Regions from separate parts of the Mus musculus genome. Here region 1 is linked to region 2. Evidence: chromatin loops called from intact Hi-C (ENCODE). Cell type or tissue: heart. All regions are shown on one strand. Each heading gives the region's core, and the rest is flanking DNA. Links, peaks and the distances in the headings are about the cores only. Region 1 has its middle 11 kb from the start of E030030I06Rik. Region 2 holds the start of Gm34267 (predicted gene, 34267).

What was found. A loop is a pair of places that touch in the nucleus more often than their neighbours do. Peaks named below come from ENCODE experiments on the same cell type or tissue, not always from the same donor. Only the 100,000 strongest peaks of a DNase experiment are listed, where the experiment ranks them.
Region 1: a loop joins it to region 2, with 2.0 times the contacts of the local background. A loop is called at or near these places in 3 of 42 quality-filtered maps.

The regions. Positions count from the first base shown.
Region 1 is chr10:22,152,096-22,167,730 of GRCm38, forward strand. It overlaps the pseudogene Gm4895 and a transcript of Raet1e not described here. Among named protein-coding and RNA genes, the nearest start is that of E030030I06Rik, 11 kb to the left of the region's middle. In heart, for the core only: a CTCF peak has its summit at 6,390; a DNase peak (open chromatin) is centred at 6,466; H3K4me3 peaks cover 1,469 bases; H3K27me3 peaks cover 4,108 bases.
Region 2 is chr10:22,048,728-22,064,362 of GRCm38, forward strand. It overlaps Gm34267 (predicted gene, 34267), which reads right to left and starts at 9,927. Exons shown (of 3, transcript NR_168592.1): 1 at 9,623-9,927; 2 at 8,802-8,943; 3 at 5,661-6,390. It also overlaps the pseudogene Gm18637. In heart, for the core only: no CTCF peak of the experiment used is centred there; a DNase peak (open chromatin) is centred at 9,984; H3K4me3 peaks cover 1,347 bases; H3K27ac peaks cover 950 bases.

The sequences.
Region 1 (15,635 bases), core at 3,067-11,066, 100 kb after region 2:
CAATCTGTCCAAGCGCTTTTCACTTTCAGCCTGAGCTACATTTGTTTTGTTTTCTCTCACTTCCTTTCTGCCTCACAAAGCCCAATCTTTACCTTTTTGGACAGAGGTTTTGGAATAGCCAAGCACACTTGTGGTTAAAGATCTATTTGAAGGGGCTGGCGGGGTCACAATTATTAAGTGGTTAGAAACAGTTGAGGGTTCACCAAGGTATTTCTGGAAAGCTAAAAAGATTCAATTTCAGTATTAAAAACGACTGCAAAATAACAGACACGTGCACACACAAAGAAGAGTGCTTAATTTAAGTGCTTTCCTGGGGACTTTGAAAGTTGAACTTTGGTAAGAATGTCTCTTTTACCTGAGAAAAAATGGATGCAGCTACTTTAGGTGAGAATGAGAATTTTGGTGAAGGGGAGGAAAGGTCTTCAAGTCTTTATACAAGGAGTAAAAGAAAATAGCTGTCTTGAAAATAATTCGATGTTTCCCCAAATCTATATCTGTAGATCTCAAAACTTTTAAACATCTTAAAGTAAGAGAGAGAAAAAAGTACAGGAGGGGCAATTTCTGTACTCTGTAGAAAAATCAACAAAATTCTGTTTAAATTTGAAATATTGCTTGTAAGAATTTTTTTATATTAGACCATGTTACTAATTTCACCATAGTTTTTTTTCCTTTTTAAAATTAATTCTGTTGCAATATGAAGCAAGGTTAAAGGAATAAAAAATGCTATAGAAAACTGTAAACCATTTTTTTACTACAGATGCATTGTAGTAATTTTTTTGACCATCAGTTAAACTTTTATTGGCTCTAAACAAACAAGATTTTGCAAATCTTCATACCCCACAGGCTCAATATAGAAAGGTTACTGTAAAAATCACAGCTGCAGTAAACGGATGCTCACTTCCCTGCTTAAAAGATTTCACTTTTCAAGAAAGAGCTGGTAGGGAGTGGCTATTGTGTGTACTTATCAGGAAAAATACAGTAAAGGCCCCACTGCTCAGTCCAAGATACCTAAAGTGAGCAAAATGAAAAGGCTGTAACTGGATGTCAGTTGACAGATTATCCACTAAATGATCTATTAGCTAATATCTTCGGTACTGCTGTTATACGGGCACTCAAAAGCTTATGTCTGTACGTTGGAACGATTTTCTTTAAAGCAACATTGGTCCAGACTTATGTCAATGTAGTTAGCCATCTTCCTTTGGAGGTGTGTACCAGCCATTTTTCTCATGTATCTGTACAATGGAATTATAGGACTGTTGGGCTCGTGCTAGATTATACTGATTCTTATTTGCTCCAAACTGCACCCGGGCTTTGCCTTTCACTAAGGTGGCATTGATCTGCATGATGACAGATTCTATTGAGTAGGCACTGCTCCAGCCCTGTTTTGTGAGAAGTTCCATACACAGTGCTCCTCCACCCAACACATACCCTCCTGAGAGAACAGGTAACACCACTCTAACAAACGGAGGATCAAATGGAAAATTATCCTTAAAAGAGAAGTTAAGCAAAATATATTCTATGCCTTCTTTTTCTTTTAAGATCTGAAGATCACTGTGCAAAGGACTATCAGAGTCAACCTTGTGTAGTTTGACATGCCAGTCATATAAGCTGTCATTTATTAGCTCCACTGAATAAATCCCTGCCTTGTAGCTCTGTGATCTGTAGACGTCCCTGAGCTCCTTCATCAGTCTGTCTGATGCTTGTACTGACCCAGACACTGCACCATTTAAATGGTCTTGCCATTGAGTCTTCCTGATTTTCTCTAATATTGCCAAATTTTCTTTTTCAATCCCTTCATCCTCTGACTTTTCCCCATTAATAGGTTCTTCTTCCTTCATCTCATAGTGATCCAAGTCTTCTATATCTTCAGCCATCTCCTCCTCTTCCTCTTCTTCTGAAGTTACTTCTTCAGTTGTCCCATTCTGACCCGTGGGTAAGGGTTGATCTAGCATCTCAACATCCAGGTGCTTAGGAAGGTTATATAATCTGCAGAGGTCACATATCAACCACTTCAATTGCTGACGGAGCGAACTGTTGTTCTTAGTATCTTCTAAGCGTTCCAGAACTGATGTCAGATTTGGGTCATCAGAGTCCACAAACCATATTGGTGATGAAGATGGGTAAGATTCCGTGATGTTGCAGTGAAGTGTGAGCGGCGGCGGCGGCGAAAGCGAGCTGCCCGGCGGTGGTGGCGGCTGCGGCACCAGGAACTGGCAGTGCAGCTCGTCCAGCTTCCAGCTGATGATGCGGAATCGCTCGAGGTTCTTGTCGAAGATGGACGCCAGGAACTTCAGCTCGGCCTTAAGCCCTGACGCGGACATCTTCCCCTCATCTCCAGCGGGAGGGGTGAGGAAAGGGAGCCGGGGCCGGGAGCCGCCGTCACGGCCGCGCCCGCCCCGCGGGGCCGGCCCGGGCCGCGCTCTCGCGGCTCCGCCTCTCCCCGCCGCCGCGACCCTCGTCCGAGCGCGGCTGGAAAATGGCGAGGAGCCTGTAGTAATTTTTTTAAATAATAAAATGGAGTAATGATGCGCCTTTAAACTTAACTTATAAAACACATTTTGTGTTTGAGCGCATCTTCTAAAATAAAACCCATTTTCTGAGCAAATTTTATTGATGATTTCAGACATATCACATACACAAAGCAAATTATTAGGTTTTATACTTATAAAAGCATCACTACCAATCACCAGGCTCTTAGCCAAAGATACAAGTGAGAACCTCCCCCATTTTGATGACTGTTCACACTTAGCAATGCTTTTTAAAACAATTTATTTGCTGGTAATTAATATGCTTATCTTATCTAAAAATAATAGTCAATAGCTGCAGGAGCAAGCACATGGTGCCATGCATTCATTTAAGTAAATCATTTATTCAAAAATAGTAAGTGGCAAATAGCTTATAACATAAGTGTTTATTCTAGCTGTGTATTTTTTTTAAATTATAGTGTTAGAAAACAACTGTTGCCAAGCAGATGAGAAATGTCATGGTTTAGATTACAAGATCACTTGAGCAATGTCAAAAACAACCCCCCAAACCAATGAAGCTGACTCTACCAGATTTTACCTCTCTCAGTGTCCTTTTTTTTCTTCTGCTACAACTTACGTTTTATGTTAATTTACCATTGTGTACTTTCCCTGTTTATGGTTCACATTAAGTACCAGCTGGTTAAAAATTCAGACCCAAAGAAGAGTTACAATGGCTTGCATTAACATAATAAACTAGGGGTTGGGGATTTAGCTCAGTGGTAGAGCGCTTGCCTCTGTGGGCAGCAGGCTATCATAACAAAATTTGTTTTATCATAACAAAAGTTTACAAACTGAACCAAAGTCTGACTCCTTTGTTGAATGTCCTTCACATGAAAACACAGCATTCAAGCCTCATGGCTGGACCCAGTGTTTTTATACTTATACTGCCTTTGGATCTCATTGAGAAGCTCCCCAGACAGAAATCTTCAGTGGCCCCTGTACCTCCCCATCTCCTGCCACAGCCACAGAGAGGAATGAAGGGCTATAGGAGACAAGAGGGGACTTTCCCTGCCAGGCCCCCAAAATGTTGTCTGAGGAGGAAGAGTCCAAAACATGGGGAATAAAAGCATACACAAAACATCTATATCACCCTATGTAAGAGCCAGGAAACACCTAACAAGACGGGGAGGAAAGGATGTAAGATCAGGAAGGGCAAATGATGTGAAATACTGTTTTCCAACCCTGACCTTGCTCTTGCTCTGTTGAACTCTCAGGAGCTCTGAGATCTTGCATGATCCCTGCAGACGAGCAGGCCTATCAATCATGTCTTCATGGATTTTGGAGTCTGGCCCATTCAACTTTATTGTGAAGTTTTCTGTAAGAATTTTCCTGTGTTTAATAATATTCAGGCTATATTGTTTTCAGAAATTTATTAGAGGACTAGAAGAAGGCTCAGCAGTGAGAAGCACTTGCTGTTCTTGGAGAGGACTTGGGTTCAGTTTCCTGTACTCTCAATCCTCTGAAGCTCTTTCCAAGCAATCCATGCTGACTTCTGGCCTCTGCAAGCATCAGGTACACGTGTCATGTACACACATAACCAGAGTTAAGATACTCATACACAGTAAAAGTAAAAATTAGTCAATCTTTTAATACCATATTACCATCATATTATTATATTAGTGATTATACATCATAGTTGGTCCTCATTCTAATGTTTTCATATATGTGGACATAAAGTATTTTGATCACATAAGTCTGCAATCACCTGTCCTGCCCACTGCCCACACTCTCTGCCTTTCTTCTTCTCATTTACTTGCCCTCTAATTTCATGGTTGTCTTTTAAATTTCTATGACCCAATGGCTTCATTTGAGGTTATTTATAGAAACATGGATGAAAAGTTATTTGCAAAAACATGGGCTCCTTACTGTGAAAACAGCACTGAAACAATGTCTCTCCAGATCCTGAACCATTAATTAACTTATTAACTAATACAGATGGATTCTCAGGGATTGACGAGTCTCATATGCACTCCAAAAGGTAACACATTTCAAAATGACTGTGGAGTGTAATAGCCAGTTATGATATCATTAGCAGCAATGTACTACGGAGGCTTGGTGATGGGAGTTCACAGGTTCTTCTAACAGAAATGCCACGTTATAGCAATATTTAAAGAGACTGGTAAATATAAGCTATGTGCTGTGTAGTTTCATGTCAACTTGATGTAAGGTAAAATCATATGTGAGGAGAGACCCTTGGTTTTAAAATGCTTCCATAAGATAAGAATGGAAACAAGCCTATAGGGCATTTTCTCTACTACTGTTCAATGTGGAGGGCCCAGCCCCTTATGGTGGTCCTTTTCTATAAGACAGCAGGCTAAGCAAGTCATGAGGAGAAATCTAGTAAGCAGCGCCCACCCATGGTCTTCGCATCAGTTTCTGCCTCCAGATGCTTGCCCTCTTTGAGTCTTGTCCAGACTTCTTTCAAAGGACAAGCAGTGATTTAGAAGTGTAAGCCAAATAAACATTTCCTCCCCAAGTCCCTGCTAGGAGCCATCTAGGAGATGCCAAAAAGTAGCAGGTGATTTTCCTCAGATGGTTCATCCTTGGATTAAAATCTACAGCAGACTTACTCCAGCAGGCAAGTTCCAGCAGGATTTCATTTTAGGAAAGATTCCTTCTATTAATATGCTTTTCTTCTTATTATTAACTATATATAACAATCACTAATCATTAGCTCCTTTGAGCAGATCTCTGTGGATCAATGAAGATGTACAGTCTTGTAGTGATGCTATATAGACAAATAGGCGAATTCTTAATTCTTAACAATGATTCATTAAGAGTTCCTAAAATTATATTAGGAATTATTAAGACTTTTATAATAGGACTGCTATTAAATGTTTACTGATATCAAAACTGCAATGAGAATTCTGACAGTCTTCAGTGTCATGAGTTAATTGCTTCTGGAATAGCAAGCAGGCATCTACTATTCAGCACTTTTCAAGAGGTTGAAAAACCATTAATCACAGGTCATAAATAGGGAACTAAGGATTTATATTGATGCAAGACAGAAGATAAAATGTTGACTGGGCTTATCTATATAAAACTTCACTAATACTTAGTTACAAAAGTTATGGTTTTTCACTCTCCATGAACCTGAGTCCCCAGTAAAGCACTTAAATTAAGCACTCTTCTTTATGTGTGCACGTGTCTGTTATTTTGCAGTCATTTTTAATACTGAAATTGAATCTTTTTAGCTCTCCAGAAATACCTTGGTGAGCCCTCAACAGTTTGTAACCACTTAATAATTGTGACTCTGCCAGCCCCTTCAAATAGATCATTAACCACAAGTGTGCTTGGCCATCCCCAAACCTCTGTCCAAAAAGGTAAAGATTGGGCTTTGTGAGGCAGAAAGGAAGTGAGAGAAAACAAAACAAATGTAGCTCAAGCTGAAAGTGAAAAGCCCTTGGATAGATTGGTATTTTCTTTTCTGCAGGGCATCCTGTCAACTGTCTTCCCCCGCACCCCACTCCTCAATAAGGTCCGGGTTTTGCTTGTAGGAAAATGTTGTTATCTACCACCCCACGGAACCCGCATAAGTATTGTTGCTTTATTTTATTTTTATCTGTCCTCATCAGACTGACACCCCCGACCCCCCCCTCACCCTGTCAACACCCCAACTCTGGGGGACCTTAGGTGTTGAAACCCTGCAGCCCTCCGAAGCCACGTCCCACTGGATCCCTTTCACGCCACTTATTTTCAGTCGTGAGATTCCCCCACTAGAATGGTTGCAGTGAGAACCAGAAATTTTCATTAAACTCTCCCCCGCCCTCCCGGCCCCCAGTTCTGAGCCGATCACTGGGGAGCACAGCCAGGGCCTGGCCCGGCCTCGCTTGCTTCCGAAGGCTGTAATTTGCACACTCGCCTCCGGGTGGTTCTCCAGCCAGGAGGCTCGCAGGTCCACGCCCCTTGGCACCGGAGCCTCCTCCCTGGCTTCCCCGCGGGCGGCGCCTTCCGCCCTCCGCCATTGTGTCCATCCCCTGCCCGCAGAGCGCCGCTTGCCCGGGCCGCTGTAGTCAGTTACCTGCTCCGCCGGGCGAACACGTGCGGGGGCAGACAGACACTCCAGCTTCGCAGGAGGCCGGCGCCCCTGCACCGCAGGTAAGGGGCCACGGACTCGCGTGGGTAGGCTGAGACGCGGGGGTCCTCGGCGAGGATCGGGGTGGGAGAGAGTAATGGGGTGTAGGGGGCTGTGTGGCCCCTTGGAATCCCCTTGGGTTAACATTGAGACTGGGTAGGTTATGGGGGCCAGCTGGGGGGTGGGGGGGCTAGAGGTCTTGCGAGGAACCTCCCACAGCGCGGACACCTCGACACCAGGGTCCTATGCCAGCTGAACAGATTTCTTGCGTAAAATACCCATACGTTCACTTTTCGTCGAGCTTCCTCAAACTGACTCTACTTGGACAGTCACATTTAAAATTGAACGTGCACCGTCTGGGTGGGATTCCGTGCTGGAGAATGTGTTTCCGCGCCTCCACGTTTATTTCCCCTGTGCAAGTTCCCTCTGTAGCCTCCCGAGGGGTGTGGGTATGAGCCCCATCTTCCCAACGAAGGAGTAAAATGTTTGCCCAGGCTTCCTGCTGGCGACCCGTCAGGCGCGTTATGCACGGAGTGTAGTGCACACAGCCCACAGGGGTTGAAGAGTGCACCGGGGCGTGCACTCTTGCTTCACGCCCCAAGTTTACTTTTCTTATTTAAAGCCTTGCAGTTCAAATGCACACCCTGGGCAGGAGCAGCCCGGGCCTCCGCGGCGCATTCGTCCTGTGGACGTGGGCGTTATCTGTGCGGGCGCATCTGCCTTTGCGCACAGGAGCTGTTTGAGGTCCCCAGGCCTCCCCTCGCTGATCTGGTGGGGACCCTTTGGCAAGGCTTCGGGAGAAGCTCATGAAGGATTTCATTCAGTGCGAAGACAGAGAGCTGAGACAGAAAGCAGAAGGAGGCGGCTGCAGCCTTTGTAGTCGCGGAGGAGTGCAGAAAGGTTGAAGCACTATGTCAAACTTTTTTGAAATGGGGTCAAGTCACATTCAGCCAGCGTGGGAAAGCAAAAAAAAAAAAAAAAAAAAAAAAAAAAGTGGAGGAGGAGAGGGGGCTAGGCACTGCCGCTCCGGTCTGGGGGTGTGTGGGCCCGCGGGGGTGGGAAGGCTGCCCCCTCCGGGAGCCTGGGCTGGACAGGGGCGCCAAGGCTTTTGCTCTGGCTACCTGTGTGGCCCTCGACCCCCTGGCGAGGCCTGGAGGATCCTTTCTGCAACTTTTTAGGAAAGCTTTCAAAGGAGCCTGGAGTGGCCCTGCCTTGTCCAGGTGGTGCTATGCTCGCACCCAGTGGGGGTCGCGCCACGTGTTCTTTAATTCCAGGCAGAAGAGCGGGCGGGGGAGTAGGGGTGCGGGGCAGGTAAAGGCATGCAGACCGTTCGGGATATGTGGCTGTGGTAGAAAAAGATCCAGACTAGCTAGACAAAGGTCGTGGTGGGACGGGAAGGCTCACTCGGTCTTCCCTAAACAATAGAATGGGGAGGGGGCGCCCGACCGGGCGTGGGACCTAGCCTCCAGCCTTTGGAGAACAGAGCAACTGTCTTGGCTACTGATATTCAGCCGCCCAGGATACCAGGAGACAACCCTGGACATGGAAAACCTAGGAAAGAGATCAGATGCAAGAATTACCAACAGAATACAAGAGATAAAAGAGAGAATCTCTTTTATCATAGAAGATATCATAGAAGACATTGACACAACAAAGAAAATACAAAGTGCAAGAAGCTCCTAACTAGAAACAACCAGGATATTCAGAACACAATGAAAAGACCAAATCTAAAAATAATAGGTATAAAAGAGAGTGAAGATTCCCAGTTCAAAGGACTAGTAAACATCTTCAACAAAAAAACTTCCCTATCCTAAGAAAGAGATGCCCATATACATACAAGAAACATACAGAATGCCAAATAGATTTGACCAGAAAAGAAATTCCTCCTGTCACATTATAATCAAAACATCAAATTCACAGAACAAGGAAAGAATATTAAACGCAATAAGGGAAAAGGTCAAGTAACATATAAAGGCAGACTTATCAGACTTACACCATTCTTCTCAACAGAGATTCTAAAAGCCGAAGATCTTGGGCAGATGTCATACAGACCCCAACAGAACTCAAATGCCAGTTCAGGCTGCTATATCCAACAAAATTCTCAATTACCAATATATTTTATGACAAAACCAAATTTAAACAATATCTTTCCACTAAACCAGCCCTAGAGGGTAATAGGAAAAAAAAAAAAACCCTCCAACACAAAGAAGGAATCAACACCCAAGAAAAAGCGAGAAATTAATCTTCTCACAACAAACCCAAAAGAAGACAACCACATATACATAATTCCACGTCTAAAACAAAAATATCAGGAAACAACAGTCATTGGTCCTTAACATCTATCAACATCAATAGATTCAATTTCCCAATAAAAAACCATAGACTTACAGACTGTGTTTGAAAACAGGACCTAGTGTTTTGCTGCATGATAGCTCCTTTCAGCCTACCTAGGCTGGCTCAGCTGTCTCAGACCACTTGCTGCTTCCCATAACTCTCCTTTGATGTGCCACTACCTGCTACCTGCCTGAGGCCTAACAGGTTCTCAGAGGTCTTCCAGAGTTAGCTATGAACTGTGATTTTCCAGGGTTCCTACTAAAAGGCTGATCTGACAAGTTCAAAGGAACTTTGCAGTGACTGGGAATGGGCCTCCCCTCTCCTTTATAAAGTGTGTTTGCTGACATTAAAGTTGAGACTTGATCAGAATACTGTCCATTTCTCTTTTTACCCGCCTAGATTCCCTCCTTTCTTTCAGTTCCAAGATGCATCCCAGGCTCGAACCCAGACATGAGAGCCACAGGCCAGCCCCACAAGCTGCATACAGAAAACACACCTCAGTGAAGAAGGCAGACACTACCTCAGAGTAAAAGGCTGGAAAACATTTCCCAAGCAAATGGTCCCAAGAAACAAGCTCGAGTAGCCATTCTAATATCCAATAAAATAGACTTTCAACCAAAAGTTATCAAAAGAGATGGGGAAGGACACACTATTCATCAAAGGAAAATTCACCAAGATTAACTCTCAATTCTGAACACCTACATCCCAAATGCAAGAGCACCCACATTTGTAAAAGAAACATTACTTAAGCTCAACGCACACATTGAACCTCACACGATAGTGGGAGACTTCCACACACCATTCTCATGAGCAGAACACCACTGGCTCAGGCTATAAGATCAACAATTGACAAATGGGACCTTATGAAAATGCTTCTGTAAGGCAAAGGAAACTGTAAATAGGATAAAATTGCAATCTCCAAATTTGCAAAAGATCTTTACCAACCCAACATCTTATAGAGGTCTAATATTCAAAAAATACAAAGAACTCAAGAAGTTCGACTCCAGAGAACCAAATAACCCCATTAAAAATGGTGTACAGAATTAAACAAAGAATTCTCAACTGAGGAATACCAAATGGCTGAGAAGCACCTAAAGAAATGTTCAACAACCTTATTCATCAGGAAAATGCAAATAGAAACAACCCTGAGATTCTGTCTCACACCAATCAGAATGGTTAAGATTAAAAACACAGATGACAGCAGATGCTGGTGAGGATGTGGAGAAAGAGAAACACTCCTCTATTGCTAGTGGGACTGCAAGCTGGTACAACCACTCTGGAAATCAGTCTGGTGGTTCCTCAGTAAATTGGACATAGTACTACATGAGGACCCAGCTATACCACTCCTGGCATATACCCAGAAGATGCTCCAACATGCAATAAGGACACATGCTCCACTATGTTCATAGCAGCCTTATTTATAGTAAGTAGCCAGCAGTTGGAAAGAATCCAGATGTCTCTCAATGAAAGAATGGATACAGAAAATGTGGTACATTTACAGAATGGAGTACTGCTTAGCTATTAAAAATGATGACGTCATGAAAATTTCAGGCAAATGGATGGAAGTTGAAAATATCATCCTGAGTGAGGTAACCCAGACCTAATAATAACACACATGGTATGTACTCACTGACAAGTACATATTAGCCCAAATGTCCAGAATGCCCATGATACAACACACTGACCACATGACACTAAACAAGATGGATGACCAATGTTTGGATTCTTCAATCCTTCTTATAAGGTGAAACAAATTAATCATGGGAGGTAAAAGGAGAGAGGGACCTGGGAGGGAGAAAGGAGGGGAAAGTAAAAAAGTATGGGAAGAGAGAGGGAGAAGTCCAGAGGGTCAGGAAAATGAATACAAACATGGTGCAATAGGGGGCGGAGAGGAGGAAAGGGAGGAAGGGGACCACTAGAAAGACCCAGTCACCAGGGAAGGTAGAGGTTCCTAGGACCCACTAGGGTGACACTACCCAAAATACCCAAGAGAGGCGAGACAGACCTATAGAGTCCACCTCCAGTAGATATACACGGCCCCCAGTTGAGGGATGGGAACGCCCACCCATCTCAAAATTTTAAACCCAGAAGTAGTCTTGTCTAAAAGAAATGTAGGAATAAAAAAATGGAGCAGAGACTGAAGGAATGGCCATTCACAGACTGCTCCACCTTGGGATCCACCCCATCTGCAGACACCAAATCCCTACACTATTGCTGATGCCAAGAAGTGCTTGCTGACAGGAGCTTGGTAAAGCTGTGCTCTGAGAGGCTCTGCCAGCATCTAGTACAGATACAGATAGTCACTGCCAACCATTAGACTAAGGCCAAGGTCCCTAAGGTAAGGTTTAAGGTAAGGAATGAAGGAGCGGAAGGGGATTTTAATCCCATAGGAACAATGTCAACTAACTGGATGCCCCGCCCCCCTCACCGTCCCCCAAAAGCACTCAGGAACTGAGCGATCAAACAGAGTATACATGAATGGGTCCATGGCTCCACCTAGATATGTAGCAGAGGATTGCCTTATCTGGCAACAATGGGAAAGGAAAGCCCTTGGTCCTGTGGAGGCTTGATGCCCCAGTATCCCGAGCTTATCCCCGTCCCGCGGGAAATAAACACAGGACACACCAGGTTCTTCCACGGTTAACTTTTACTTCTATATCATATTGAGGTAGACAAAGAAAGCTCAGAAAGTGTGTGGCTTAAATACTTTTGGTGACGTGTCTAAACTAGGACTGGTAGCAACACCCATGATCTTCATGCACTCTGGGGATAGGTTAAAGCCCCCAGGGGTTGGGCAAAAGCCTCGGAGACGGACTGGTGACTTTGGCTGGCTGTGCTCTCGCAGCTGCGCACAAAGAGGTTTAGCACCATCTAGTGGCGGCACGTAGATTGCAGCCCTTTACACCCCAGCACAGGGGGATGATAAAAGGGTGAGGCAGGAGTGAAGGGTGGGTGGGTGGGGCAGTCTCTTAGAGGCAAAATTTCGTGGGAATGTGATGGGAGGGTTGTGGAGGCAAGACCATGAAGGGGCACAACATTTGACATGTAAATAAGTAAAATAACCAATAATAGAAAACAGCAAGTGGAACATCAAAATATTTAATTAAAACAAAAAAGCATGTGTGTTGGAACCGTGAGCAACTTAGGTACCACTTCGTTGAATACACTTATTTTTACAGAGGGTGGGACCAAGGAGCCAAGGTATAAATGCTTCACTCAAGCTAAATCATCAAGATGTGATGAAACATCCCAACTCATATGTCTAGGCTCTTCTGTCCTACTGACTGTGACAGCCATTCTCAGGAGCTCAGGAAAATATGGCCTTAAGAATTTATCAGTCCAAGCCGGGCGGTGGTGGCGCATGCCTTTAATCCTAGCACTTGGGAGGCAGAGGCAGGCAGATTTCTGAATTCGAGTTCAGCCTGGATTACAGAGTGAGTTCCAGGACAGCCAGGACTATACAGAGAAACCGTGTCTCGAAATAAACACATAAACAACAACAACAACAACAACAACAACAAAAAAGAAAGAAAGAAAGAAAGAAAGAAAGAAAGAAAGAAAGGAAAGAAGGAAGGAAGGAAGAAAGGAAAAGAAATTATCAGTCTTAACTATTAAAGACGATGGAACAATCTCAGGGTAGGAGGGAAGAATTCAAGTATGGAGCAGGAAGGCATAGAAAACCCTTAGGCTAATTCTAAATCATTTCTGTAGCTTTAGAAGCATAAGTATTTAGCTTGATGTATGCATGTGCAGGTACTGAGCTCCCAGCGGGCATGCACCAAGCAGTATGTGCAGTGTTGTGCAAGCACTGGTCATTCTCCTAAAATCTCTGGGAGGAAGAGCTCAGACTTCCTCAAAACCTATAATCTATATCCTTTTCTTTAAAAAACAAAAAAGTAATTTGGGGGAGATGGCTTGGCAGTTTAGACCACACCATGTTCTTGCAGAGCATCCTGACATACCCTAGAACTATGTGAGTTCCTTTCCCAGAAGACAACTTACTCCTCTGGCTGGAGCCTTTCCTTCTCCTAGCAGGGAAATCTAGAGGAATTCCCATCTCTTTGGGGATCACTGTCTCCATAGTCAGATTGGGAGAAATGAGTATCTCTTTAGAATATCTACATTTCTATTTTTATTTGTTTGTTTGTTTGTTTATTGTTTTGCTTGAGGTTTTGGTGTTTTATGACAGAGTCTCAATGTGTAGCCCAGGCTGAACTGAAATTCCACTCTTAGATCGAGGTATATTTAAATGCATAGAGATCCTCTTTCCTCTGTCTCTTCAGTGCTGGGATTAGTAGTGTGGATATTTACATTTCTGCCAGACATGTTACAGAGGGACAAGGCAGTTGGGTGATAGGAGACTGGAGCAGGTATAGGCAATGTGGGAAAGGGATATAAGGGGAAGAGGAAGGAGAACGTGAGAGGAGTGTGTGCATGGAGGAGTGCGGCCAGGAGTTCAGAGGGGAACTGGAGAGGAGAGGGAGGAGGAGAGTTTGTACTGAGGATGGGGAAAGATGGGTTGGGGGAGAGGAAGTCACTGGGTGTCAGGGATTTGGTGGGGAAGAAAAGGGAAGCAAGAGGGATGAAGTGAGAGGTTGAGGGATGAATGGAGACTGGGAGAGGGCCCTGAGCTAGGGCTAAAAAGAAAGCAAGGACCCGGGTGGGGGCTCGAGACAGCAGACATAAGACATAGAGGACAGGAAGTAGAGGGGCAACACCAGTGAACTGGGAGGTGAGTCCAGCCAAGGTTGATGACTTACTACAGGGCCTGGGAGGATATTGAGAAATCCCACTGATTCGTCACTGATACTTCCTCTCTGACTCTAGAGAAGTGGCTGCTACACAAGGCCTGAATGACTGATTTTATTCCTTGATTTTCTGCCTTGCTTCAGCTGCTGAGGGTCTCTGAGAGTGCAGCCAATACATGGGAGTGAGAGACCCCAATGAGTGGGAGTTCTCAGAACCCAGAGCCAGAGAGGCAGCTGCTCAGCTTCTACCCAGGTGCCATGGCCTTCTCCTGAGACTGGAACTCAGCCTTCCTGATTCTCTCCTTAAGGTGATATAACCACAAAACCTGTAATAGAAGAAGAACATGGAGCCTGACAGAGGAAATAGAAAGTGTGTGGAGTCACAGCCTGATGATGAAACTTTCATGATCCTCTACAGGAGGAAGTTCCCATCCATTGACGATGTCATTCACATCTGTGGCTGGATTTAGGAAGAAACCCACGGTGCTGGCCAGTTACCAAGTTCATAATTGCACCCTAGCCCTGCTCACACTGGGCTCAAGGACAGCCATGAGATTTGGGAAATTAAACAACAGGGCTTGAGGAAGTTCCAGGGAATCAGGGAGTGAGTGGCCTCTTAGCTGAGCTGATGATCCTGGACCCTTCTCACCTGCCACCCACTGAATCTCCTCTCCCCACCTCGCCATCTCCCCACCCTGCCAGTGGCTCCTTCTTGGTAACTTTGCAGTCCAGAGCTGCAGTTTGCTCTCTACCTCACTACACCCCCTTTTCTCAGACTATTTCTGAATAGCTGAAAGGTTTTTATGTGAAAAAAAGTTACATCAGGACAATGAAACAAGAGCTAGAGGAAAGGCCAGGTTTTCGTTATTCCCCTGCGGGCTTCCTGCAGGTGGGAGGGATATGATTAGGGTACGATAAAAATGAAATGTGCATCAGCCCAATTTTACTGCAACCAGTGCTAGGCCAGGACTTCTAGGGGGAGGCCCAGGTCATTTTACTTTAGTCATACTTATACACAGCAAAATTTTAAGCACATGGGATGCTGCCAGTGTTGCCAGTTGGGGCATAGCTCAACTTCTGCCCGGGTCCTCCGGGCCCACCTTGTCTGTCTCCTGATGATACAGTTGCAGATAATGGTGTTCATTTAAGCAAGCATTACATAGTAGTCCTTCAAAGGGCACATATTAATATTTCCAATTTGGCAATCCATTCCCTCTTTGGCTCTGCATCAAACATTCTATCCCACTTTCAGTGTGAAAGCAGCTGAAGAGTGTTGAGAGACAACAGGAGAGCAGGTTTGGCTTCTGTAGTAGATTTCTGCCCTAGATTAGATAGCATCCTGTATCCCAACACTGTGGTTGATGGGTATTCCCTGGGCACTTTCTCCAAGTGATGCCAAAGCTGTGGGTTAAACAGTCAGGAATGGGTCCTGTGATGCCAGTGGTTTGTGGGTCAGCTAGAGATGATTGGAAGATGTCCTGGTATTTGTGGCCCATTGTTCTCTGCAGTCCTATGAACTGAGAAACACACCACATATCATCTGGGGAAAAGAGACTTCTGTGACAGGCCTTGCCTATCCCTGCCAAGGAGCTCTGAACACACAAGTGACGTGTAATTGCCTTGCAGCAATGTGTCACTTTTGGATATCTTGCCTGACTGTGACCTGTCCAACTAATAACCACTGGGAAAAGAGCTTTCCTCATGATGTTGCCTTGAGTGTTCTGGTAGAACCTGAGGCCTATCTCTCCTAGGGACCAGTACCAGGCCAGCAGCCACTTTGAGATGGAATATATTTTCTCTGCTGCAGGTAGCTCAGACCTAGCTTCTGCTCAAGTAAGGTGATTCTCACATAGGAACTGCAGTGAACACTACACAGAGATCAAAGATTGTCCTAGGATGTAGGGTCCTAGAGGCAGGTCCCTCATGCTCTTTGTGGATGTATTATCCCTAAAT
Region 2 (15,635 bases), core at 5,098-13,097:
CTGAGCACATCCTCCTTCCAAAGCCAGGGTTTGCTCTAGGCTCGATTGGCAACACCTAAGTAATTCCTATGTATCTAACTCAGTGTTTCCTTTCCAAACCCTTCTCAGAAATATCTCATCCTACTTTAAATTTTCCTCAATCAGCAATAGGAGCCATTAAAACCTACTGAGAAATCATACCAGTTCGAATAAGCAGCCAAAATCTACTCCTGTCTCCTCATGTACAGGTGCATGAATTCTCATCCAGGCTGAGCCTGCAGGGCCAGTTGCAGGGTGTGTGTGTGTTAGGGGCCACATTCATGAAGCCTTGTGCTTAGCATTTGAAATTTGCCCCAAGATCCCTTAGGAGGGAGACATGCAGTCATCATGCTCCTGACAACAGTCTAGAGATCTTTTGGCAGAGGAAACTGAAATATTGGAGCCACCAATGAGTGGCCCTCAGATTGTGTGGGGGCTTTTCCCACTGCACCAAACTCACCAATCAGTATTGCTTACAGTCCTCTGTGTGCTAGACCATGAGATTCTGTATGAAATAAATAATATATTCAACAGTGGTGCAGATGTGCAGGCAGAAGGTATAGGGAAATACAATAGACATAGGTGAGTTGACAGAGCAAGGGCCTAGCATCTTGTATTTGGGTTCATGATTGGCCCCACAAGCTACCCAAAACCCAATCTCAGTCAAACATCAATGATTGCTTAAATGCACACCCTATTGTTGATTGATCAGAACTATAGCTAAGGTTTGGGGGGCTTAGCCATGGCCCCAAAAATCTATCTCTGTTAACTTATTAAGACAAAAACAAAAACAAAAACAAAAACAAATGACCAAAGCACATTTAGTTCATATGAAGTTAGGGAAGTGTCCGGTGCTTAGTTTTAATCTTGCTACTTTATATACAACAGTGCTTATTTACCCTTAATTTGAGGGGTCCCATGGAATGGTTTATGGACCATTGTAAGATTAACAAACCTCATACAGAACATAACAGGACGTGGAACACCATGACTTTGCTCTGAGTCAAGTTGTTTTTCTGTGTTGATGATTGGCTGTCATATGACAGCAACCATCTGAAATAGGGGGCAGACATAGAACACAATGGCTATTGCTATACTGGGCAGTAGATGCCTCAGCATTAGATTAACCATGTCTCTCATAATGACTAGTTCTGTCTTCACAGTTCTTGGAGACCCCGCTTGTAAGCCCAAATATTGGAAAGTGCAAGCAGAATTGTCTGAGCTCAAGGTTGACCTGGCCCACATGGGGTATTTGAGACTCTGTTTCAGAAAACAACACTGAAACACATCCAAGGCCTCACTTACCAATCCTTGTCTATTATAAAGTACTTACCATTCTCTCCCTTCCAGTCTTTCTTTCTGGGAAGATGGAGAAGTGAAAATGATTTCTCCATTCTAAGGACCATGTTCTCTTTTTTCCCTAAACCCACATTAAGAACAAATGAAAGTGAGTGTCATTATCTGAACAACTGAGTAATATCCACTGCTGCTAGCGTGATACTGTGCCTATGACAATCTTAGCTTCCTTTAGTGTTGCTGCCCCAGCAGAAAGTATCAAGTGCTGAGGCCAGAGCTCAGAGAAACTTTCAAGGGCTAGACAGATACCATCAGAGACACTCCACTTCCTTGTCCTGAGATGAAATCCAGCAACACAATGTGAACTTGGTGGCTAATTAACCATACATCATACTTCTAACTCCACCTTTCTGCATTCAGTACAGGAAAGTGTTCATGCACCTCCATGCCAGATTTATCTTGATATATGTCCCAGGGCACACACTTTTTGGAGAGTTGGGTGTAGTCAAGCAGTTGGTACCTTCAGTAAGATGTGAAGACTATCAATAACAAGTGACCACACTGTATTTGTTTAAACATTAGTTGAAAATTGATCATAACTGAGGAGTGGGATACCAGTACTGTGTCCTGGTCTTTTTGTGCCTGTACCTGGCTCAAAGGGAAGGTGGGAGGACAACTTGGATTCCTCTGCACGGATAGAGTGAGGTGAAATCGGTACTGAGCAGTCTGAGCAACAGTGCTGAGGCCCCTTATTTCAAGTAAAAAACACATTCTCTGTGCTCCTTCCAAAGAGCTCCTGTTGAGGCCATGGACCTTGTATAAACATGGTAACATCATGCAGACATCTTTCCCAATGAACAAAGTTCTCTATGGTAAGGCTTGCCCTCTTACCATATCTGTAGCAAGTTTGTCACAAGGCAGCAGTCTATTTCATGCTGTTGCTGTAATATGCTTCCCAGTTGTGATGGTTTGTATATCCTTGCACCAGGGAGTGGCACCATTTGGAGGTGTGGCCTTGTTGCAATAGGTGTGACCTGGTTGGAGTAGGTGTGTCACTGTGGGTGTGGGCTTAATACTCTCACCCTAGGTGCCTGGAATCAGTCTTCCACTAGCAGCTTTTGGATGAAGATATAGAACTCTCAGCTTTGCTTGTGCCATGCCTGTCTGGATGCTGCCATGCTTGATGATAATGGACAGAACCTGTAATCCAGCCCCAATGAAATGTTGTTTTTATAAGACTTGCCTTGGTCATGGTGTCTGTTCACAGCAGTAAAACCCTAAGACACCAGTCATGGATATGAAACAAAATCTTGACTCAGAGCAGGGTTATGCTGACCACATACCCTGTCATGTTCTGTATGTTATGAGGTTTGTTAATCTTATGAATTTCCACATCTATATGTTTCACATAAGACCTTTCAAATTCAAGGTCAATATGAACTATTATGTCTAAAACAGCTTGAGTCAGGGCAGCATTTCCAGCCCTTGTGCATGAGCTCTTTGTGGTTTTTTCCTGGAGCTTGCCCTAAGAAACATCTAGCATACAGTTTTCAGCTGTTGCCCTGTGTTCAGTCCCTGTTTAACTGAATTCAGTGTTTCTGTGGTTTGTTTGGTGACCCTTGGACAGCCATAAGACACTGAGCCAAGGTCAAGAATGGTAACATCTTGCCATAAATTATGTGCTGTTAAGGTCTGTTTCTTGGATGTAGCAGAAAGATAGATCCTAGTTCCTAATTTGATTGGTTAGTTTGCTCTTCTCTCCTGCTCTCTTTGTCTTTTCATCTCCTCTACCTGTCCTCTCCTCTCATCTCCTCTCACTCTCTCACTCTCTTTCACTCTAGCCTTTCTTCTCTTTTGCCTTCTCTCTTCCTCCCCTGTCTTTCTATAAGAAAGCTCTAAAACCATAGACAGTCACTGCTCATCAAGGCCCTCTGTACAGAATCCTGCCTTGTGAGAACCTATCTCCCTAAGCCCTCTCTCCCATAACCCCGGGGCACAGGGTGTCCCTCTGGGGCCCCTTGGTTTCATGGGCTGCCCCTTGTCCACGCTCCATTGAGTGGGGTCAGTGGCTAAGATGCCCACCCGGGGCCAAGTGGAAAGCATCTGGCAGCCCTCCTGCGTCCAACTGCCCAGAGCATAGAAGGAACTCTGGCAAGCCGTGGACTATCCTCCCTCTCCCTTCTTCCCCTACCCCCTTTCAGTTCCCACATTTATAGAAGAAATAACTTCATTTGTGGGAAAGGGTTCATATAAATGTGACCCTAGGAAAAATGCCTCACATATATCTTGCCTCCAAATGAATGATTCCTGTATGGTAGGTTGGAAAGTGAGGCAAACGCTGGTTTTGACCAGAGCAGTGGCTGGTAAAGAAACCTGGCCAGGGAGAAACATGGGCTCTGCCGTAACCCTCGTGGACTAACTACTATAATGCCAGTCAGCCTATCTGGAAGGCCTTTTAACCATGAGCAATACTGCCTCCAATTATCCTAAAGATGCAGACAATCAAATGAGACAGCCACCTGAGTCCAAGCCAGTGAATGTCTCTCTAACATTAAGAGAAGTGTCAAGGGAGGACCATCTCAGGGCCTCATATTCAGCTGCTGGTACCAAGCTAGAGCAGCAGCTCCAAGAAAGCTGCAGCATCATCAGTGCTGCTTGGAGCCCAGCATCAGCTGTACAGTAGACACAAAGCTTTCCTCCCTCTGGGCTTTTTACCACTAAGGGCTACAGAAGCATTACAGTGCCCTCCCAAAAACACGGAGATTATCAGCAGTAGAACCAGCACTTACACCAGCAAGAAAAATGTCACTACTGAAGCAGTAAGGACAAAGGTCTCTCTACAGGTAAAGGACATCAAATGACACCTTTCCGTATGTCCAAACCAGTGGTCATTTCAATGGTGATTTACCAGCCGTTTGTCCTCCCAGAATCATTCCATGCACCAAACATTTATGTAGCTACTCCTACAATGCAGAGAAAAGATGCCCTTTACAGTTGGCGCTGTTCGAATTCAGATGATCAGACCTGCACCCAAATGGTCCTATTTCAAGATTTGTTCAAAGAAACAACAAAATGTAGCTATCAATCTGCTATTTTGTTTCAGTTTTTTGTTTGGGTTTTTCTTTGTTTGTTTTTTCTTTTTCTTTGGTTTGGCTTTTGCAATAGTGCAAGATTATCTCAAACAAAGAAGAAAATGCAGTGCACAATCAATCACACAAATTGATGTGGGCAACAGCACTGCCCCATACCCTTACACTGGCAGGCTGCTACCTTCAGCACTGCCCCTTGGCCAGAGGACAAGCTTCTCTTTCCCACACACTGTCCGTCTGAGTTACCAGACAGCACCTATGAAAGCACTTTTTCTCAGATTTCTGATTGTTGGGCAACTGAAACTTTCTCTCCAATAGATTGCACTTCTCAGACTAAAAACAAAAGAGCATCCCATTGACTGCAACAGACCTAGTCTCCTTTCTGGACTACCTGGCTTCTCCACATAGGATTCTCACCAAAGCAAGCCAATGGTCAACTCTATTATATGGTTTTAAGAAAGGGAATTGCAGAGTGGCATTGACCAATGCATTCTGTGACTCTTCACACAAGCATGTAACTGGGCCAATTTGAAAAACTGGACCCTCATAAAGAAAGCAAAATGGAGGTTAGGATATAGCTCAGTTGGTAGAGTATTTGTTCAGCATGCACAAACCCCAAAACCAAGGCATGCCGGTGTACACATGTAATTTGGTCACACAGGAGGCAGTGGCCACAGGATGGTAAGTTCTATGACAACCTGGGCTAAAACATAAAAGAGAGGTGAGAGAGAGAACAAAAGTAGTCACACCAGAAAAAGAGAATTATGTGCTGTAAAAAGGACCTTCACCTTCCGGTGCTTCTGGGCTTCCGACTTGTGGCGGGAAAGAAGCAGACATATCTCTAAGGGCACACAAAGGACCTGAAGCTCTGTGGACCATGCAAGGATATAGTTCTCATCCTATCAGGACTCAGAGAAACCATCCTGCTCTTTATTCAGACAAACAGAAAGAAGAGCCAAGCTTTTCATGAAGTTCCACAAGGGAGGAGAAAGCAGAGGGCAGTATCCTTGTAACGTCCCTCCTTGAAGAAGAGCCTCACCCAGCTCTGACTATGGATGTCACGGCCAGCCCAGATGCAAGGCCTACAATGATGAGTGATCACGTGGACAGGCATTTACCCAAAGACATTTAAGCACAATATAAAGCTGTAGTGTGCTAGGAAACAGAACTAGGCTCCTAATAACACAAAGAAAATAATTACTATGATCCCTTTCATAAGATAGCTGGGATAGGCAATAGAAGGAGTATCACTGTTAATCCTTGGGACAATGATTCTCTTTATTGAGATTATTTGACAAGACACTCATGCTAAAACTCCGGGCCTCTAACATTTGGAAGGCTTTTCCTAAGAAAGCCTTGGCAACACTCAGGCTATGGAAAGGATCTTCTACAGATGAACTTTGCCTATGTCAACACTCTGTGGCATTGGTGTCTGGAGAAGACACCAACATCAAATGCGGAACTAGACTGAGTGAGAATAGACAGTACAGAGAAAGCATCTGTGTGCCATTGAACACTTCTAGTAAGTAGGCAAAGCCAAAGCATTAAGAAGGAAAGCATGTACAGTCATGAAAGAAATCATACGAATCCTCTACCGAGATACCACACAGTAGCCCATTTCTGAGGCATCTGCAAGTCACATTGCCACATGGTGGTTCTAAGGAATTAGTTTGTTGATATTGTCAAAATAGAGAAAACTAGAGAGATCCAAGAGCCACTGACACCAGGACATCATGTTATTCTTTTACTTTCTGTTTTGGTTTTGGTTTTCTGGGGGATGGGGGGGGGAGTAATTTGTTTGTTTTTTTGTTTTCTGAGACAGTCTCACTTGTAGCCCAAGCCTTTCCGCCTTCCTCCTGCTTCAGATTTCCAAGTGCAGGTATGAGACATTGTACCCAGCTTGATGTGCCAGCTTTTAAAACATTTCTTTCCTGGACTTGTTTTTCCATAGTGCTGAATTGGTTTGCAAATGCCTCAGGAAACAGAGCTGTAGGAGAAAGAAGGAAACGTCTTTTTAAAAAACTTTTAAAATTTGATGTGTCCAAGTGTTTCGCCGGCGTGTATCTGTGTGATTTCACAGGTGTGGTGGTGCACATGGAGGTCAGAAGAGGGATCAGGTCCCTGTCATCTGTAGTTATAAGAGGCTGTAAACTACCATGTCGGTGCTGGGGACCAAACCTAGGTCTTCTGCAAGATCAACAAGAGCTGCTAGTTGTTCCTGTTGTTGTTGTTGTTGTTTGGGGAGTGGTTAAGGGTTCCTCTATGTACTGGCCTTGAACTCACAGACATCAGCCTGACTCTGCATCCTGAGTATTGGGATTGAAGGTTGTGCTACAAGCCTGGCACAGCAAGAGCTCTTAACCAGGGGGCTGTTGTGGATGGCCCTGGGGTTGCTTGTATTTTGATGCTAATTTTGCTCTCCTGGGAGGGGCTGCAGACAAGGAGGGTCAAGTACTCAGGTGACTTCTTCTGAACCATCCCCTAATGAATAAAGGATCCAATCTCTGGGTGAGTAGGCAGGGCTTCTGGGTTAGAAGGAGGAAGAGAGGTTCCAGAGGATTCAAATTTAGTAAGGCTTACAAGATTAGGATTTTAGTTGTTGGTCCAGCAACTGAGTTACTGTCTTTTCTGAACTAAGATTGTGTTATGTTATCCTTCACACAGTGGCTTCTCTGGGTTCAAGAGAGAAAGGTATGGTGGCAAAATGTGGGCTTGCCTGAGGTGTACCACAAAGGTCATGGGGGTTTTCAAGCATGCTTCAAGCATGGGCCCGACTTGGTGAGGACCTGCCAGTAGAAACTTAGGGAGCTGGATGGAGAGATTTTGGAGCACTGAGTCAGAGTCTTAACGAGATAAAAACAGGCTGGCCATTACCCACCAGTGCATGGCCAGTTTTTTTCTTAAATTTCCTGCAACAAGGAGCTGACTCCCCAGTCTACTGTATTGAAATTCCATTTGCTTTTTCAGATAGTGTAATCCAGGCTGTTTCCCACCTGAGATCTTCTTGCCTCCAGCCCTGCCCTCCTGAATTCTGGGACTACAGGCATACACCCTGTACCTGGGCGATTTCACTTTCTTGACAATGGCTATATTAGTCTGTGAGAGCAACCATAGCAACTATATGACCTCATTGGGGAGTGTAAACATTTTTTTGCTTATTTACTAATTTAATTAATTTATTTAGAAGCAAAGCTTCATGTAGCCAAGCCTGGCCTCAAACTCACTGTGTGTGTGTGTGTGTGTATATATATACACACACAGTGACTTTGATATATATATATATCAAGCATGGTCTTGAATTTGTAATTTTCCTACCTCTATCTCCCAAGTGCTGACATTGCAGATATGTGCCACTATACCAGGCCGACATATAAGTTCTAAAGGAACGTAATTCAATCCATAACACTCTGCTCTCCAGAATTCTAATTTCTTGTGTGTGTGTGTGTGTGTGTGTGTGTGTTTTGACAGCCCTCAAATTCTTATCCCATCTCACTGTCAAACTGTAAATCCAAAGTCTTATCAAATATAGGTAGAAGATATGAAGTCACAATTCTGTAATTCCAGCATATGATGGGGCTGGAGAATTGCTTGTGCCTTGGAGTTAGTGACAGGTACAGGCAATATATTGCAACACCACTCATCCCCAGATGTGGAAGTATTAGAAAGTAATCCTACCAAAAATCTCCAAAGTAAGCAAAAAGTAGAAAACCAAAAGATTAAATGTCCCTAATCTTGAAAATCTGAAATTCTCCAGAACTTCCTTTTTTTTTTTTTAAAGATTTATTTATTCATTATATGTAAGTACACTGTAGCTGTCTTCAGAGACTCCAGAAGAGGGCATCAGATCTCATTACAGATGGTTGTGAGCCACCATGTGGTTGCTGGGATTTGAACTCAGGACCTTCAGAAGAACAGTCAGCACCCTTAACCACTGAGCCATCTCGCCAGCCCTCTCCAGAACTTCTTGAATACTATGATGCAGCAAATGAAAACTTTCATAAACATGAGCCTCTTTTGCATAAATTAATATTTTAATCACCTTTAGACTATTGATTTCCTTATTCGATAAGCATTTCTTCAAGGGAAAAAAAATGCCCTTTCAGTTACACTTATAAGTTACAGTTCTATTAGTCTTTAAGGCACAGATGAGAAATGTCTTGAAAAATATTCCAGGGGCTGGAAAGATGACTCAAGAGCACTGGCTGTTCCTCCAGAGGATCTGGGTTCAATTCCCAGCACCCACATGGCAGCTCATGTCTGTAACTCCTGTTTCAAGGGTTCCAAGGCTCCAAAGGTTTATGTAGACATATATAAGTCAAAACTCCAATATACATATAACTAAAATTCAAGAAGAAGAAGAAGAACAAAAGGAAGAATTAGTTTTCGTGGGTAAGTTACCTGGATGCGAAGAAATGAAATCTTTTAATAAGGTCTCCTGGCAGGCAGCTAGTCACCTTGTTTGGCTGTACATCGCCTAAGGAATAAGTAGTCCTGTTGTGGTACTGAAGAGAGTGGAGTCTACAGCAGAACCAAGTGCATGCTGGGAAGGAAGAGAGGAAAGAACTTGGCCAGGATGAAACGATATTGTTGAATGAAAGAAAAAATAGTACAGAGAGAATAGAATGTTAGTAGGATTATGAGGGAGCCTAAAATTATAACGGTAGGAGGCAAATCTAAGTAAAATGATGAGTCCTAACGTTTGTCATCTCAAAGGCATTTTAGGTTATCTTAATAAACCTTTGGATGCAGGGTCTAAATGTAACTCACACAACTCTTAGTTTTGGGGAGCAACTTTCATCTACACCCTTGAATAGCTGGTGTTCCACTCTTTGCATGGTCCTGACAAAAGAAAGTCTATTGAGGTCTAGCACAAAACTGAGTTGCCTGAAAGAAGTCATCTGCAGCCTTGTGGCTTTGCCTTGGTGCTTGGTGCATTTGGCATATTGCTGGCACTGCCTGTGGACATTAGCTCCAGCCCATGCCCCAGCCCCGGGCACAATCCCTACATAAAAGTGATGCTCCCTGTTCTCCATGGACAGCTCAATGGCCCAGAGTACTAAGTTCTGAGGCCCAGCCAGCGTGCCCTAGACAAATGGTACCTAAGGCTACTTTAGTGGACAATCCCTGTTCGATCCTTCAGGAGGTGACAGGTAAAGGTCCCCGGAGGGGGAGGGGAGACTCTACTGTCTGGGAAAGGGGTTCAGCTCCATGCAGCTCACAGTGCCTTCCTGAGCACGAAGGGGTCTCCGCCGCCGATCCGCCTGCACCTACAACCTCTCCAGGGCCGCCCTGGCCTTCTCTCTCCTGGACTATGGGCTCCATGTGCGAGAAGCCAGGTTACGGGTGGACGCTCCGAAATGCGACTCTGCTTCTGTGCCGGGTTATCACGGCTGCCCGGAGCCACCGGCTTCCCACCCCTACTCAGTAAAGTCCACTGCTGGTCGCGTGCAACCTGAGGACTGCTGGAAGGACTGGTGAGCTCTGGGAGAGGAGCACCCGCACGTGGGAGGCGGGGCCTCGGGGTGAAGTCAGAGGCTGAGGGCGGAGCTCAGGGGCCCAGAGGGCAGAGCCCGGATGTGGAGTCTGAGGGCGGGGCTTGGTGCGCGAGAGGCGGAGCCCAGATGGGAGCAACAGAGATGAGGGCGGAACTTAGAAACGATGAAGGCGGAGCCCGGGTCTGTAGTAACGGGCTGAGGGCGGGGCTTAGGAGCACAGAAAGCGGAGTCCAGGTACAGAGCAATTAGATTGAGGGCAAGGCTTGGAGCGTGAGAGGCAGAGTCCTAGTGTGGAGCAGCAGGACAGTCGGGCGGCAGACTGTATGTTGCTGGTGAATGGTGCAACAACCTGAGGGATGAACTGAACAACCTGTGAGAGGCGGAGCCCGGGGGTACAGTGGTCAGCTTGGGGTGCGGTTTAGAACTGCCAGACTCTTGTCTGTGGCCAGTGCCCAAGCTAGTCGCTCTCGGCCATGGCAGGGAAGGTAGGAGCTGTGGCTGCTGTTTCCCAACTCCTCCAGGCAGGCGCTGAGCAAAGGAATATATACCTCCCCAGCGCACCACATTCCCACCCACCCAGCCGAGCTCCGGAAACTCGCGGGGGCCTCAGAGGGTCAGAGTTGAAGTCCCTCAGAGAGATTTGGAAGGTGCGGATCCTAATGTGGGAGGCGGTTGGAGACTTGGCTCCGAGGTTAAGAAAAGGGATTTCTATGAGGTTGAGGCCAGCCTGGGCTACATAGCAAGTTTCAGTACACCTTGGAGTACATACAGAGACCCTGTATCAAAGAAAGAAAAAGAGAGAGAGAGAGAGAGAGAGGAGAGAGAGAGAGAGGAGAGAGAGAAGAGAGGATGAATGAGGGAGAGAGAGAAGAGAGAGGATGAATGAGCTCTGGTTTGAAAGAAAATGGGATCCATAGGCTCATAGGGAGGAAGTAGCACTATTAGGAAGTGTGACCTTGTTGGAGGAAATGTGTCACTGGGGACAGGCTCTGAGGTTTAAGCTGCTCAAAGCCAGGCCTTTGTGGTACTCTTCTCCCCTGGCCTGCTGATCCAGATATAGACCTCTTGGCTTTTTCCCCAGCATCATGTCTGTCTGCGTACCACCATGCTTCCCGCCATGATGATAATGGATTAAACCTCTGAACTGTAAGCCAGACCCAATGAAATGTTTTCCTTTATAAGAGTTGCCACAGTCACGGTGTCTGTTCATGATAAAAGAAATCCTAAGACAGAAGAATGGAAAGAAGGAAGGAAGGAAAGAAGAAAAGAAGGAAGGAAATTACAAGGCTAACGCATTCCTTCCTTCAATAGCATTTTGAATCTAAAACTAGTAGTCATTTCTATAAAAAATTTTTATAACATTTCAGTATCTAACACTAAGATTTTATTTTAAGCCACTTTGCAATGTCTTGTATTTTGAAGTATAGGAATACATGTTAATTTGAAATGAACCATTTCGATTGTCACCCATATAAAAATCAGAATATTGTATGCTGTGCCTGATGGCATGTGCCTTTAGTCCCATCATTCAAAAGGAAAATAAGACACAAAGATCTCTGTGAATTCTTAGCTACATAGCAAATTTCAGGCCAGCCAGGGCTGAAGAGTGAGACCCTGTGTAAGAAAAAACAAAACATACACATTTCATAATATACCACTTGTTTCTTTTTATGGGAAGTGTACTTATTGTGGGTTTTTGTTCTTTTTTCCTGAAAAAAAAAGTTGACTCTCAACCACTAAATTTTTTTATGGCACGTTTTATTGTAAAAAGCCAGTATTAAAGTGTAGTCCTGGAGCGCTAGCACCCCAGAAGCAGAAGCAGGAAGATCACAGCAAGTTCAAAGCCAATCCCAGCAAGTCTCAAGTCAGCCAGAGTTACATAAAAACAAACAAGAGTCTCTAGTGTTATAACAGGGTGTTTTTCTATGGCCTAAGAATCATCAAGTTGGGGGCTGGTGAGATGGCTCAGTGGGTAAGAGCACCCGACTGCTCTTCCGAAGGTCCAGAGTTCAAATCCCAGCAACCACATGGTGGCTCACAACCATCCGTAACAAGATCTGACTCCCTCTTCTGGAGTGTCTGAAGACAGCTACAGTGTACTTACATATAATAATAAATAAAAATTTAAAAAAAAAAAAAAGAATCATCAAGTTGAATAAAATGTAGTTAGAATGTTTAGAGTGGCAGGAGTCCACTTAATGGGAAGATAACTTTGCAACCAAAATACTAACACAAACTAAGTGGTACTTGGGAGATTGCTGGGAGATCCCCTAGAGTTAGAGCTGCTGGCTGCTGCAGCAGAGAGTGAAATCACACAAGATGATTGGATAGTAACAGAGCCTGCTGGAGAAACACACCAAGCCAGAGAAAATGGTTCACTCCAAGTACCTTAGGTGCAAACTGAGTGGGCAGCCCTAAGGCTTCGGGGTATGCGCTGAATGTGAGTGCTGGGAACTGGAGCCAGGTTCAACTGGAAGTGGGTAAGCTTTGCTAGATTCCCTGAGGAGAAGGCTGAGGGGATGCATGCCTGTTGGCGCAGTAAGCAAGCTGACGGTTTTCCATTTCTTGCTGAAGGCTGGATGTCTGTTTCAGCTCCTTGTATCTAGGGATAATCACTTATGAACCAACACAGCTTTGATGTAACGACAGTTCTCTGTTTACAGTAATTCCATTATGAAATATACACATTTCAGGCTGCAGAGTGGTTCAAGGGTTAAGAACCCTGGCTGATCTTCCAGAGGATCCGTGTTCAATTCCCAGCACTCACATGGCAGCTCAGAGCTGTCTATATCTGCAGTTCCAGAAGATCTGACACCCTCACACAGACAAAACATCATTGCATATGGAATAAAAATAAACAATTTTTTAAAAGAAAAAACTCAGCAAAGTGCTCATGATTCATGACTTTAATCCCAGCACTCAGGAGAAAGAGTCTGGCAGATCTCTGAGTTAGAGGCCAGCCTGGTCTACATAACTGTTCCAGAACCTTCAGGGCTACATAAAGACACCGTGTCTCAAACAAACAAAAAAAAACAATCAAATCCTCTAAAATACACATTTTAGATAAAAATAGGCAATGGGTATCCTTTGTAGATTGCTATTTTCACTGTTTCCTTTTAGACCCTGTGCTTTCAGTGACTTTTCATAGATGGTATATGTGTGGGGTAGGCTGGGAAGACCATAAAGTTAGAAACCAGGGAGAAATCTCTTTTCAGTATTCCCTGTCTCCATCAAAGAAAGACTTAAGAGACCAGATAAAGAATGGAAATTTGGGTGAAGATTGTTACAGGACAAAGGTTCCCACCCCAAGGGTGGATCAGGTTTCTTTTTGGTGAGGGACTTTGTTTTAAGCCAGGGCTTCTCCATGGAACATTGGCTGTCTTGGAACTTTTCTGTAGACCAGGCTGGCTTTGAATGTATATAGACCTGCCTGCTTCTGTCTCCCAAGTTTTGGGATTAAAAGTATGCAACTCCCTCTGCCCTGCCTGTTTCAGGTTTCCTGAAGGAGTTGCATCTTGGGATTTTGGGAAGCTCAACTTATGGGAAGACGTTAATGGGGAAAATTGTGAGTTAAGTGGGGCAAGATGGGAAATCCAGGGATGGGTTTGGGATTTTCCAGAATAGGGTTTAGTTCCCTTTTCTACACTGATGGGGTCAGGATGCTGATGTGCCATGGTGTCAGGTGCTGATGGAAACTGCAAATTGTAAAGGCAAAGAATATGCACATAGAATTTTAATAAAGCAGAGAAGGACTGACAGTCACCTTGGTCAGCCTTGCTGATCCCAGCAAGTCTGAGTGGTTGAACTGTAATATGCTAACTACACCAGCCTCTGGTCTAACTGTTATATACTAAATATACCAGCCTCTCTTATAACTATAATATGCTAACTACAGGAGCCTCTGGTCTAACTGTAATATACTAAATACATCAGCCTCTGGTCTATCTATAATATACTAACTACCCCAGGCTCTGATCTAACTATAATATGCTAACTACCATAGCCTCTGGTCTAATTATAATATGCTAACTACCACAGCCTCTGTTCTAACTGTAATATACTAACTGCACCAGCCTCTGGTCTAACTGTACCATACTAACCACAGCAACCTCTGGTCTAACTGTAATATGCTAACTACATCATCGTCTGGTCTAGCTGTAATATACTAACTTCACAAGCCTCTGGTCGAACTTACAGTTCGTCCCTTGTTTTATCCAGCATCAATCTATGTCATGTCAGTTTGGTATTTTGATTTCAATGAACATACAGTAGCGTTGTTCCCAATGTCAGGTGGTGACATAAACTCTCACGAAGGCAGAGCTGAGTATGCACATTCCTTGTAGACAAAGCATGTCTGGTGCCAGAGTGTATTGGTTTCAGGCTATTCCTGCTTGAGAGTTAGAGTGTACAAACCTTGAACCCAGATCTGACTTGGATGTTGAGAGGGGAAAGAATTTTCAAAGCAGGCAGATTTTAAATCAGGACAAATCTCAAGGAAAGCTGCTGCATAACGGTATTGACAGGCTCCTCTGATATCCTAGTGTGCTAGCTGCAGTAAACATAGCATTTAAGGCATGTTTGCATCAGCGAGATCTGCTGCAGACCTTGCTTTATTCCCAAGGACCCCATACAGTGTGAATGGCATATCCTCTGGGGAGCACTGCAGAGAGTATTGTGTTAGCAAGAAGAAGATTGTACCCACTTTTCTGTATTTGAAAGCATGTTTGTGTCCTAATCAGGGAGCGGAGATCATATTTTGGCAAATTGTTTTTGACCAAGCACAAGGTAGATAATAAAAAGTCATTTGCAGAGTCGTTTTTGTAATAGTTGTTCCTCATTGCAAAGGAATAGATATCCACAGTAGAACATTTTCATTACATGGAGTACAACTGCACAAAAATGTACTTTTAAGGGTGAATACTGCTGAGCCATCTCCTGTGAGCCTCTTTCATATTTTTAAATTTATTTGTGTTTTTAATGTTTCTGGTGTTTTCTCGCTCTATGTGTTTATGCAGAGTCCAGAGGAGCGCATCAGATCCTCATGGGCTGGGGTTAAGACAGTTGTGAGCACGTAGGTGCTGGGCACTGAACCAGGATCCTCCGGAAGAGCAGCGAGCACCCTTAACTGTTAGGCCATCTCTGCAGCCTTGACTTTGTTTCATTTTGTTTTGTTGTTTTGTCCTGGGTGCTGTGATTAGAGGCAGAGGCCACCATGTCCTGCTTTAAAGTAAGCTCTTTTACAAGACATGTAATTGTTCCTTCTTTGAGGTTTCATCTTGACTTTTGCTCCTAAAGATTTATTTGTTTTTATCTCATGTGTGTGGCCTGAGTGTATGTTTCTTTGCCTTGTGCATTGAACCTGGAGCTCACTGACTGACTAGGTTGTCTGACCATAACTCTGCCTCCCAGTCCTGGGACTCCACTCATTGCTGCCATGTCTGGCTTCTCACCGAGACTCCAAGCTTCTTCAAGCATGCCAATCATAACTGTAACATCATGTCTTCTCTTGCAGGCCCACTTGGCTCTTCCAAAGACTGCATTGCCTTTACTGAAGGCCAGCTACATCGAATGGAACGCCACATGAACATGATGAGTCGTCCTGTGAAGGAACCGAGCCATCTGCAATTTGTTTGGAAACTTCATCTTCTTACTGAGCTTAGCTGTCTGCTACATGCTCCCTGTGGAGTGGAACATCTGCAGACATTTTAAAGGAACAGTTTTGTGTCCCACCAAAGGT